Regions from separate parts of the Mus musculus genome. Here region 2 is linked to region 1. Evidence: chromatin contacts called from ENCODE Hi-C or POLR2A ChIA-PET data. All regions are on one chromosome and are shown on one strand. The core of a region is the stretch at or near the end of the contact, and the rest is flanking DNA. Distances in the headings are between cores, read along the strand shown.

Region 1 (5,571 bases), core at 1,565-4,064:
CTGGATTTTGAATGTGGAGAGCAAAGACTCAAATTGTAACAGAAATCTACCCAGCAAAATGGATGGTTTTGATAGACAATGAAATCAGACTTAGCAAAGTAGGAAAAAAAGCCTCAGCCCTGGACAGGTGTTCTACCATGGGGTGACAAAGAGATCAGGCTCAGTCTTTAAGCACTGCATAGTCCCTTACAGACTTTAACACAGAGCACACACTTGGCTGTTGAAATTTGCTACAATCAGAATATGCCGGGAAGATAAAGGATCGATTGGTCAAATGTAGATGATTCTGTCTCTAGTTTTAATTTCTTCTGAATGATTCTCAGGCTTTTGACGGGAAGGTACGAAAAATATAATTTCTGACTGGCCTTCCTTCAAAGAAACCAAAACAATAAGAAGCCGTCTGAGAGATGGCTCTGTAGTTAAGAGCACTTGTTGCTCTTACAGAGAGAACTCAAGTTCTATTCCAAGCACCAACATAGCGCCTCACAACTATCCTTAACTCTAGTTCCAGGGGTCCTACCACCTTTTTTTTTTAATCTCTGTAGGCACCAGGCATACACATGGTGCACATACACACAGATAAAGCATGCATATACATAAAATAAAATCTAAAGACAGTTTTTAATTAAAAAAAAAAAACAAAAACCTACAATGATTCCTATGCAAGCTCCCATGCTCTTTATTCCAGGGCCATAGTAGGTCTAATGCCTAAGAGAAACAAAACACAAACTCAAACTGCTTTCACTTTTGCATAACACAGATCTTAACTTGAGGTCCCGGGACCAGCTTCGAGATGATTGTGTAGTTGCATACAAAACCATGTATGTATTTCACTGCAAAGGGCCCTAAGACTTCCACAGCCCTAAAGAAGAGTTTAATTTTGCTGTGAATCTTTTATACTAAAGACAGTATCTATGTGAACACATGTGCACAGTGGTGATTCAAATAAGCAAGCCGTTGACTTAAGGCCACATACCCCACCACAGACCAGCCCCACCGGGGAACATCACCTGCCACATCCGAGCAGATTTCCTTTCCTAAGCAAACATACATGCTGTCAACAAAGCATGTACTGCTCCTTGCCTTTCTCAGAACAACAGGGCCCCGACCATCGTTTGGAAAAAAAGTACATAGACCTTCATCCCAAAAGACTACACTACTTATGCAGGCTATGCCTTGTTATGTTAAACATCGCCGCAACAGCAGCAGCAACAACAGCAACAACAACAACAAAACCGATGAAATTACTGTGTGCAGTAGATATCTAATTAACTGGAGGTGGGAGAGGTCGGGGGAGAACGTCGTTCAGGTGATACTGAGAGCGCGCTGGAAAAGCCATTAAGGGAAACACCATGAAGGTGCTTAAACATGGGTAAGATCCAGGAGGGGAACCAAAGACTGATTGACATCCTGTAGCTTGGTTGTGAAAAAAACATCTTCCTCCAAAGGCACATTCCTTTGATTGGCACAAGCCACTTCTGACAATGGATCCGCAATGACAGGGGCCGTTCCGCAATCAGGAAGTGTGCGAGTGTGCGTGTGCATATATGTGTGTGTGTGTGTGTGTGTGTGTGTGTGTGTGCTCGCGCGTGTTCCTGATGTTGTTGTTGGGGGAGGGATGAGCTAGATGTAATCAAAGACCGGCCCGCTTCAAAGAGGAGCATACAGGATCTTAAATCCTAAAGACTGACTTCGAGGCAAAGCAGAGACATCTATCATTTCTACAATAGTCATCCCTCGACAACGAACATGTTTCATAGAGATGTAACAGGGGTATCCCTCTCTTTGGTGTCTCCGACCTGGGACTCTTTAGTAAAGCCTGATTGGAGGGGTGGACGAAGTGAGGGTGGAGAAAGGTCTGCATCGCCCACTGGGCTGAGTGTGGTGCTGCGGGTGGCGAGTGTACATCACATGCGTGTTATCTCCTGGTGCCACAATACTCTCGAGGGCTGGAGGTTTGGGCGCAACCGCACGGCGGGGGAGGTAGTGGGTGCAAGCCACCAGCTGCAGGGCAAGAGAATGCTCTCCTCAGCCTACTAACCCGTGCACCCCGGCCACCCCGTCAGGCCTCGAGGCGAACCCACTCGCTGCAAAACTGCAGCTAAGCTGGGGAGAGGGGGCGGGGGTACGGAGCCGGCACCCCGGGCCAAGCTGAGAGCGGCAGACGCGCAGCGCCCGGGGCCTGCCCGCCGGATGGGGGCTGCTCCGGCCTAGCGCACGCAGCTGCCTCGGCGCAGGCTCCTCCGGCTCCGCCAGCCCGGCCGGGCGCAGAGGAAACGCGGCTGCCAGGGCGCCGCCGCGGCGGGAGGCGAGAGCGCGGGGAAGGGGCTCCTACTCACCCGGGCCGCCGCCGCCGCCGCCACCGCCACCACCGCCGCTTCGGCGGCCCATCCCCGCGGCGGGGGCCTGTCGCCGCGCCGCGCCGCGTCGCTCCAGTCCCCACCGCCCGCCGTGCCGGCCCCTCCCCCTGCCCAACGTCTGCGCTCTGGGCCGATCCTCAGACCCGGCCTCGGCCGCCGCCGCCGCCGCCGCCGCAGCGCTACGTGGCCGCCGCTCCGACGTCTCGCGACTCCCTTCCGAGCGCGCGAGGCCGAGCGGGGCCGCGGAGCGGGCGGCGCGCGGGGCGGGCGGCGGGGGAGGGGGTGTGCTGTAGGGATGTCGTGCGCGAAGGGGGCAGGGAGGCCGGCGGGAGCGCGCGCGCGCGCACGCCCCTGCACGCGCCCCCCCCTCCCCCCCGCGCGGTCGGGATCCCGACACCTCCCCCCCCTACACACCCCATCCCCGGCTATGGGGGTCGGCGCGCATGCGCGGCCCTCGGCTCGGCCTGGGCGCACCTTTTCTCCCTCCTGCCACAATGTGAGCGCTCAGCCGAGCAGATAACCGCCGGCTGCCTGCTCCACCCCCGGCCCTTGCCCACTCCGCCCACTCCCGAGCGCCCAGGTAAAGTCGTGGGCTGCGCATGCGCGACGCTTAAGGGGGTGGGGGCGTGGTTTTCAAAAGGAAGCCTGAAGGCAGAAGACGAAGTATCTGTGGGCAGGGGGTTTGAGATCCTAAGAAATAAGAAAACGTAAAAGTGCAAAGGGGGGAGAAAGTGGAAAAGTGGGTCAGAGTGAGATTTGGAAGTAGATATCTTTGACTTATGGAATACGGTTCAAAAAGAAAAAAACCCTAATTGCTGGCCACCTTGTTAGTAGAGAGCAGTCAGTGAGTGACAGAAATAGAAGGGGCGACACTTGTAAGAAGTAGCCATCCACCAGACAAATGGGATAGTTGATTACAACTAGGGGGATTTAGAGACCGCCAGTATGGTAAGCAAACAGGATGGACTGCTGGGCTCATCCTGTGGCCAGAAATAGGGAAGTGTGTGCGTGCGTGCGTGTGTCTGTGTGGTCTGTGTGTGTGCGCGCGTGCGCTAGAGTCCCAGAACTGTTGCAAGAAAGGAAGGCTCCATTGGAAGAAGCATGACCACATTATGACTAATTAGCTATTAATCATTAATATAATTAATGGTACTATTAGCTAACAAGGTAGCATTTATCCAAGCTCAGAGCCAAAAGAGAGTGTCTGTAATTGAAAGTGCTTAGTGTACAGGGAGAGGAAATGACTTGGCAAGTGAAGTCTCCATGAAAAAGACCCAAGATGACATCCCTAAGATCAGGATAACCCTTCCCCACCAGAAACCAAACTTCTGAAGGTCTCTACAGCTTGAATGGAGCTCCTAACATTGTTGGTTTTTATTGTTGGGCTCTACTACATTTTTTCTTTCTTTCTTTCTTTCTTTCTTTCTTTCTTTTACATTGTGTGTATGAATGTTTTACCTGGATGTGTGCATGTGCACCTGTGACATTTGATGGATTCCCCTGGAACTGGGGTTATGAGTGGCTTGTAGGACGGGGGGGGGGGGGGCGGCTAGGAATTGAACCCAGGTCCGCTGTAAGAGTAAGAAGAGCTTTTAACTTCTGAGCCATCTCTCCAGCCCTCTTCTTCTAACATTAAGAACATAGGATATTAATGTTCTTCCACAAAAGCTGACCCCCACATCATAGAAACAATTTCCATATAGATGCAGCTAACTTTTTCTCCCAGAACAGCCGGCCATAACCCACTCACCCAAACCTTCGAGGGAATAAAATGACCTGAGTCTGGGACAAAGTTAGGAGCTTGAAGCTTTATAAAGAGCTGACTCTGTCTTTGGCCCCTTCCAAAAACAGGTGTTTGGGTTTTATTGTACTTAGACTCCAGAAGCCAGGAACCAGAGTTGTGGAACTTAGGGCCATGTTTTTCAATAGCGAGCACTTTCAGTAAAGACTAAAATCTATATCACATTGCAACAGGTAGAGAGATCTTCAAGCAGAAGAAGAGAAAATAAGCATGTATAATAATCAAATTCAATGTGAGAATGAGCTTGGGTCTGATGGACTCAGAATGTCTTATTGGACATCTGATCTATTCCTCCACCCCATGCTTGGACAGGTCATACAGGGTGATGGCCAAATCTTGAGGTGACCTTTCAAGTGTTCTAATGCTCCATCCATAGGCCAACACACCTGATGGCCTCTAGTAATCACAGTCTTCTATTAATTCAGCTTTCCATTTCAACAGTGCTTGGTGGGCTTTTTTTTTTTTTTTAATTATTGCCAGGCAGTGGTGGCGCACGCCTTTAATCCTAGCACTTGGGAGGCAGAGGCAGGTAGATTTCTGAGTTCGAGGCCAGCCTGGTCTACAGAGTGAGTTCCAGGGCTATACAGAGAAACCCTGTCTCGAAAAACATATATATATAACCTTTTTATTATTATGTATGTTTATGCATGTATGCATGTGTGTAGTCGGCCACTCCATGTGTGTAGAGGTCGAAGGACAACTTGTGAGAGTCAGTTCTCTCTTTCCACCACGTGGTTCTGTGCACTGACATCAGTCATCAGGCTTAGGGACAAGCAGTTTTATCCAATGAGCCATTCTGCCTGCCTCGCTGCACATCCGTTATCTCATCAGCTCTTCCAATGACTACAAGGGCAGGCAGAACAGGTATTATCCCCAGTGAAGGACATTTAAGCCAGGGAATGTTTTGATGGCTTAGCCAAAGTTATACAAATCAGTAGCCCACAGAGCCAAACCAAGACCCAAGTTCCCTAGTTCCCACTGTGCTAGTCTGGGGATGGGGGGTAGGGGGGAAGGCAGTTGATAACCCTACTCTAAAAAACTGTCACATAGTCTTAATATATATTATAAGCATTAGTGTTTTGCATACGTGCATGTCTGTGTGGGGGTGCCAGATACCCTAGAACGGGAGTCACAGACAGTGAGCCATGTGGGTGCTGGGAATTGCACCCCGGGTTCCCTCTGGAGGAGCATCTGGTGCTCTTAACCTCTGAGCCATTTCTCCAGCCCCTCACATATTTTTTTCTTCCTTTCTTTCTTTTTGCTTGTTCATTTGTTTGTTGTTGTTTGTTTTTTGCTTTCAAGACAGGGTTTCTCTGTGTAGCCCTGGCTGTCCTGGAACTCACTTTGTAGACCAGGCTGGCCTTGAACTCAGAAATCTGCCTGCCTCTGCCTCCCGAGTGCTGGGATTAA
Region 2 (5,328 bases), core at 394-2,893, 110 kb before region 1:
GCAGAGGCAGAAGCAGAGAGGCAGAGGCAGAGAGGCAGAGAGGCAGAGAGGCAGAGAGGCAGAGAGGCAGAGAGGCAGAGGCAGAGGCAGAGGCAGAGGCAGAGGCAGAGGCAGAGGCAGAGGCAGAGGCAGAGAGGCAGAGGCAGAGGCAGGTGAAACTAAGTTAGAGGTCAGCTTGGTCTACAGAGTGAGTTCCAGGACAGCCGGTACTACACAGAGAAACCCTGTCTAGAAAAACAAAGCAACAAAAAATTCTGTGTGACCACCAGAGTCCCCGTGGAGAACAGGACAGGACCTTTGAGTTTCTCCCACATGCTAGAGCAGCCAGGAGGCAAACTTTTGGGGGCTGAGGGAAGTCCTTTTCTAGTCTCATCTAAGATCAATGTTTGCAGCCCTGATTCCCTATCACAGCCCCTGCCTGCTCCTTTGATACAAATACTTTTAGGTTAGATCTGTGGGAAGTCGGGGTAGGGGTGTGTGTGTGTGTGTGTGTGTGTGTGCACTAACTTAAGTCTAAGCTTGAAATTCTCCTAATGGGGGAGAGGGTAGAGCCCATAGGAAAGTTTGGGGAGTTTTCCACAAGAAACATGCAGACTGAGAGTGGGGGTGAGCACTTAAAAACTGTCAAGCCCTCTCTGCTTCAAGAATAAGTATGCCCATCACTAGAAATTAGATCTGACAATTAAGCTAGGATTCCTGCCCCCAACACTCGCAACTTCACAAACTCCTTTCTTGTTCATTAACCCGTAATGGGCAAGGGAGGGGGTGCAGAGAGGTCCAGCTTACATCACACAGCATCAGAAATAGGATTAAAACTCAGGGATCTCTACTGCCTCTTGAAGAAATTACCTGAACTCCGGAGGCTCTGTATGTTCCCTGTCCTAGCTAGTCTGCGCCCCGGTGCCAGTGAGGAATCTGGGACTAGGCGTCACCTCTGGGGTCCCCTGCCTGGGGTGGACAAGCAGAGGTGATTCTTACTGGGTAGGGGCAGGGAGATGGCAGCTGCCGGTGGGGTAGCAGGAGAGATATTTTTAGAGGTGACTGGAAAGCAGGCACTCTGGCACACCCCCAGCTGGCGGGCGCTTCGCTCTAATGCGGGCGGGGGGTGCGTAGCTCGGGGAGAAGGAAGGACTTGTGGGTGGCGGGGAGCTATGACAGTCCCCGGAGATGAAGGGACACTGGGTACCATTAACCTGGGAAAGGAGGGGGTTCAGTTCTCTGCCCCTGGGACTACCCCACCACCAAGCACATGAAACACACTCAAACTACACACAGCCCCCACCCCAACATTTAGATCGCGGTCCTCCCGGAGCCCAAGACTCATGCGGGGCAGCAGCGGTCACGCTGTCTGTCCCAGCTGAGTTTGGAGTGGAAGTAGTGGGAAGGGGGCTACTTAAGGGATTTAGGGACAGGATGGAGCAAGGGGTGCTTACGGGATTTGGGGGGTACGCGGTCTTATCCACCCCCGGATTTCTGAGCTCCGGCTCACGAATCCCTCCAGCCCCGAGGGACTGTGGATGATGTGCTTCTGCTCCGTCCCTTCCACCTGCCCCCCATCCTCGGGGCCGCCGCCGCGTCCCCTTTAAATGCCGGGGAGCCAGAGCCCGAGCCGCGGCGGGCGCTGCGGCAGCCGCAGCACCCGGGCCCACCGCAGTCCCCGCACGTCACAAGCGCCCAGCCAATCACCGTGGCGCCGGCGCACATCAAAGGGGCGGGCTGCCCGGGAGCCACGCCTCCGGGCTGTCCCGGAGGCCGCGCGAGCGGCCGTGAGACTGGGCGGGCGGGACGGGTGGAGCGTGGCGCGTCCCGTCCGAGGAGCGTGGGTGCGGGGCACCCTCTGCGTGCGCGTGGGCACGTGCGTGAGTCAGTGTCACACTGCCCGCCTCCTGCTGGGCTCGGCGCCAGGACTCTGCAGGCAGCCCTTCCACCGCCCGGCTTCCCTCCTTGTCGCGGGACAGCCGGGTGACCGGCCCGCCAAGCAGCCCTCCCTCCATGTGCTCCGAGCTCGCCCTCTGCCCTTCCGGGAGGAGTCGCGGCATCCTGCCGAGTCCTCGGAACCCTGTCCCCAAATTACCGGGTACTCGGGCTTGCCGATGGAAAAGCTCTCCCAATCCAGCACCGCCTAAACTCGGAGTTGGAGAACCGACACTTGAGCACTGTGGTGCAAATAAAACCCGCTTTCTCCCAAGTTCCCGCTCTTCCTCTCTGGCGAGCTTTCCCTTCCTTCCCACCCCTCAGAACACTAGATTACGATTAAAAGAGAGGAGGTGAAACCTGCACTTTCTGAACCGGTGCGACGAACCCAGGAGAAAAGACTTGTCCAAGAGTTCGAACACAAGGACACCTCACTTCAGTCACAGAACAGGATCTGTGGGTGAGGAGGTGCACCCTGGCCTGGGTCTACCTTCAACTCTCCTATCATCCTCTAGCTTTGAATACCAGAGCTCCGTGCTTCCACCAGCAGAAGGCAGATTGGCAGAAAAGTTGCCGATACGATGGACCACCCGCCCAAATCTTTGAGGGCGACGTCTCCATTGCCCCTGCTCCCTCTCTAACACGCCAGCGCCCCTTCACCTCTTTCCTGAAGTCCAAGGGCTACCGGTGTTTATTCTACCTAGCTCTACCTAGCGGTGCTCAGGCCCTGGGCCTTTTATCTTGAGTCGGGGTGGGAGGGTGGGTCTCTTATAATTTGTTGCTACCTATTCTAGGCCCGACCCTGAGCTCCTAAATCTCCTGCTTCCATGTCCAATTTGATGGATTAAAGGCCCGAGTCCCCACACCCTGCAATCCCTCCTCTTAAAGAAGCAGTTTCATCTCCACACCCTTCTCAAAGACAGGCTCACACAGCCTTCATCATCTGTGTTGTATCTGTTCTCGGCCCTCCAATGCCCCCCAGACCCCCCCCCCCTTTGAGACAGTTTCCTGTCGCCCAGGCTAGTAATGGGCCTTGCTGTATAGTCCAGAATGACGGTCTACTCCCGAGTTCCTGCCTCTACCTTCTGAGCGCTGGGATTAAAGGCATGTGTGCCACTATGCCCTTTCTTAAACCAGCCCTAGGTGTACTTGAGGGGAGTGGGTAGATGGCTGGAAAGATTTGAATGTCTGGATCCATGCTCCCATCCTTGTTCTCCTTCCAAAATGATGCCACTGAGGCTCTGAAGAAATCGAACTGGGAAGAGCTAACCCAGCTTGCTTGGGCTATCCAGTTGATGAACCGTAGCGTTGGAGTTCCAACCCAGTTTGCTTACCCATGACCTCATACTGCGCCTCTCCCTTGTCACTTTTACTCTTTTTTAAGTAAATTGAGGGCAGAGACCATGTTTGCCTTTGTTGTTGTCTTCCAAAAGGGCAGGGTTTCTCTGTGGAGCTCTGGCTGTCTAAGACCTCGCTCTGTAGATGAGGCTGGCTTTGAACTCCGAAATCAGCCTGCCTCTGCCTCCCCAGTTTTGAAGTTAAAGAATTGGGCCACCACCACCCGATCGATCCATGTCTGTTTTACTCAACACTGTGACCCAGACCCCAGGATTTAATCTGGACACTGACACCTCTAGGCCTTAGATGTTTGTTTTTTGCTGGCTCTGGTGGTGGCACTCACCTTTAATCTCAGCACTTGGGAGGCAGAGGTAAGTGGATCAAGGTTAGTCTGAGTGAGTTCCAGGATAGTCAGAGCTAATCCCTGTCTTGGAAGAAAAAAAAATCTGATTCTCTTGCAAAATTTCAGCCTCCTTTCCAAATTCACTGATACAGTCAGAGAGTGCTGGTAGATGACTTTTGGCCCCCACTAATGATCTCGAGTTTTTCCTGCCCTGGTCTACCTTCTAGCTCCATCATGGGGATGATCCCCCGTGCCGTGCCTCCAACTCTGTGAAATAAGTGTATCAGTGTTGGAGGGCATGCTAGACAGCTGCCCTACCTCTGACGTAGTCTCAGGCCTAAACATAGACACTCTTAGTGTTTTTTAAAGATTTGTTTGACTTTCAACTGTGTGTGTATGGTGTATATGTGCACAAGCCTGCAGGGACCCACGGAAGCCGTGGGCTTTATATCCCCCAGAGTTGGAGATATAGGCAGTGACTGTAATAGAGGTTAGCTGCCTTATGTGAGTGCTGGAAACTGAACTCTGGTACTCTGGGGGCTCAGTACAAGCCCTCTCAACTGCTGAGGCGTATGTCCACCCCAGCATCTCTTCTCCCTGGGATAAAACTTTCAGGATACTCCTGTCTGTCTTTCCACTTTTTTTCTCTTTTAACTGTCAGGGAGTGAACCAATGAATGATCAGCCTTGTGTCTAAAGATGGGGACAGAAATGGAAGGGAAGAGTGAGCCACAGTCCAGACATCAGAGGCTCATGCTCAGCCAGGGTCAATGTTCACTTTAGGACTTGGGTCACTTGACTTGGCAGAGAGCTTGTGGGGTGAAGAGTTATCGGAGGTGACAGAGCTTGCTCAAGTCTCTGATGACCCTTGACTCAGGTGACCAGAGTCAAACTTTCCAACTGGTCCTCACGAAGAGGCTGAGTCACTTGCCCAAGGTTCCAATGGTAAAGCCAAGAAGCCGGGAATCCAAGGTCATGACCTGCTCTAGGAAGGAAGGAATGGTTCAGTTCACAAGGCCCACCTGAGGGAGGAAGACCACTAACCTTTCCAGGAACCAGCTGGGTCTTGGTCATGTGGTCTGGACAACTGCCTCTGCAGGTGGCTTTAGTATTTCCAGTTTTACAGAGACAAAAACCCAGGGACATTTAGAAAGGACCTTGCCTGAAGGCATGACGTGGCAATCCTAGGTGGTCAGACACAGATCTGGACTCCTGGTGAAGCCAGAGAGGACAAAAAGGCGGGAGTTGTGGTCAAGTGTCCCATTTAGGCATTTCAGTTGGGAAGCGCTGTGCTAGAAGTTGTTACCAGGACTGAAAACATCCTCTGTAGCCCAGCCTGGACAATGATGAGCAATTCCGAAATTCTCTGTTCAGCTTCCTGTGGCTACCCTGTGTGCTACCAGCTCCTAATTTACACAGTGAGATAGAGGGTATGTCACAGAGCTAGGAAGTGGCAAAAGACAAGACTCAAAACCTGAAGGTTTTATTACACATCTATGTATTTTTGGGGGGTGATATTTCCCTATGTAGGCAAGGTGGCCTAGAATTCCCAGTCCTATTGGCTCAGCCTCCCGAATGCTAGGGATATAGGAGCCAGTCATTTTCATTATATGCAACTGGGAGCTGAGACATTCTTTTCTTTTCCTCCTTGGATGGGAGTTCATGTAACGTAGGCTAGTATCAAACTTACTATGTAGTATGACCTCTATGTGTAGTATGACCTCTATCAGTCTG

What was found. Hi-C counts contacts between places; a loop is a spot of excess contacts on that map. ChIA-PET counts read pairs that join two places held with the same protein, here RNA polymerase II (POLR2A).
Region 2: a loop to region 1 is called in a map of heart, with 2.2 times the contacts of the local background. The contact joins the promoter of Phospho1 here to the promoter of Zfp652os in region 1. A Hi-C loop is called at or near these places in 1 of 37 maps with a recorded cell type or tissue (heart). POLR2A ChIA-PET finds 5 or more read pairs at or near these places in 1 of 5 experiments (Patski).

What each region holds. Positions count from the first base shown.
Region 1 is chr11:95,709,997-95,715,567 of GRCm38, reverse strand. It overlaps Zfp652os (zinc finger protein 652, opposite strand), which reads left to right and starts at 2,814. Exons shown (of 2, transcript NR_045780.1): 1 at 2,814-2,940.
Region 2 is chr11:95,820,815-95,826,142 of GRCm38, reverse strand. It overlaps Phospho1 (phosphatase, orphan 1), which reads right to left and starts at 1,643. Exons shown (of 3, transcript NM_153104.3): 1 at 1,434-1,643. Gm38958 (predicted gene, 38958) reads left to right here and starts at 1,732. Exons shown (of 1, transcript NR_164195.1): 1 at 1,732-2,188.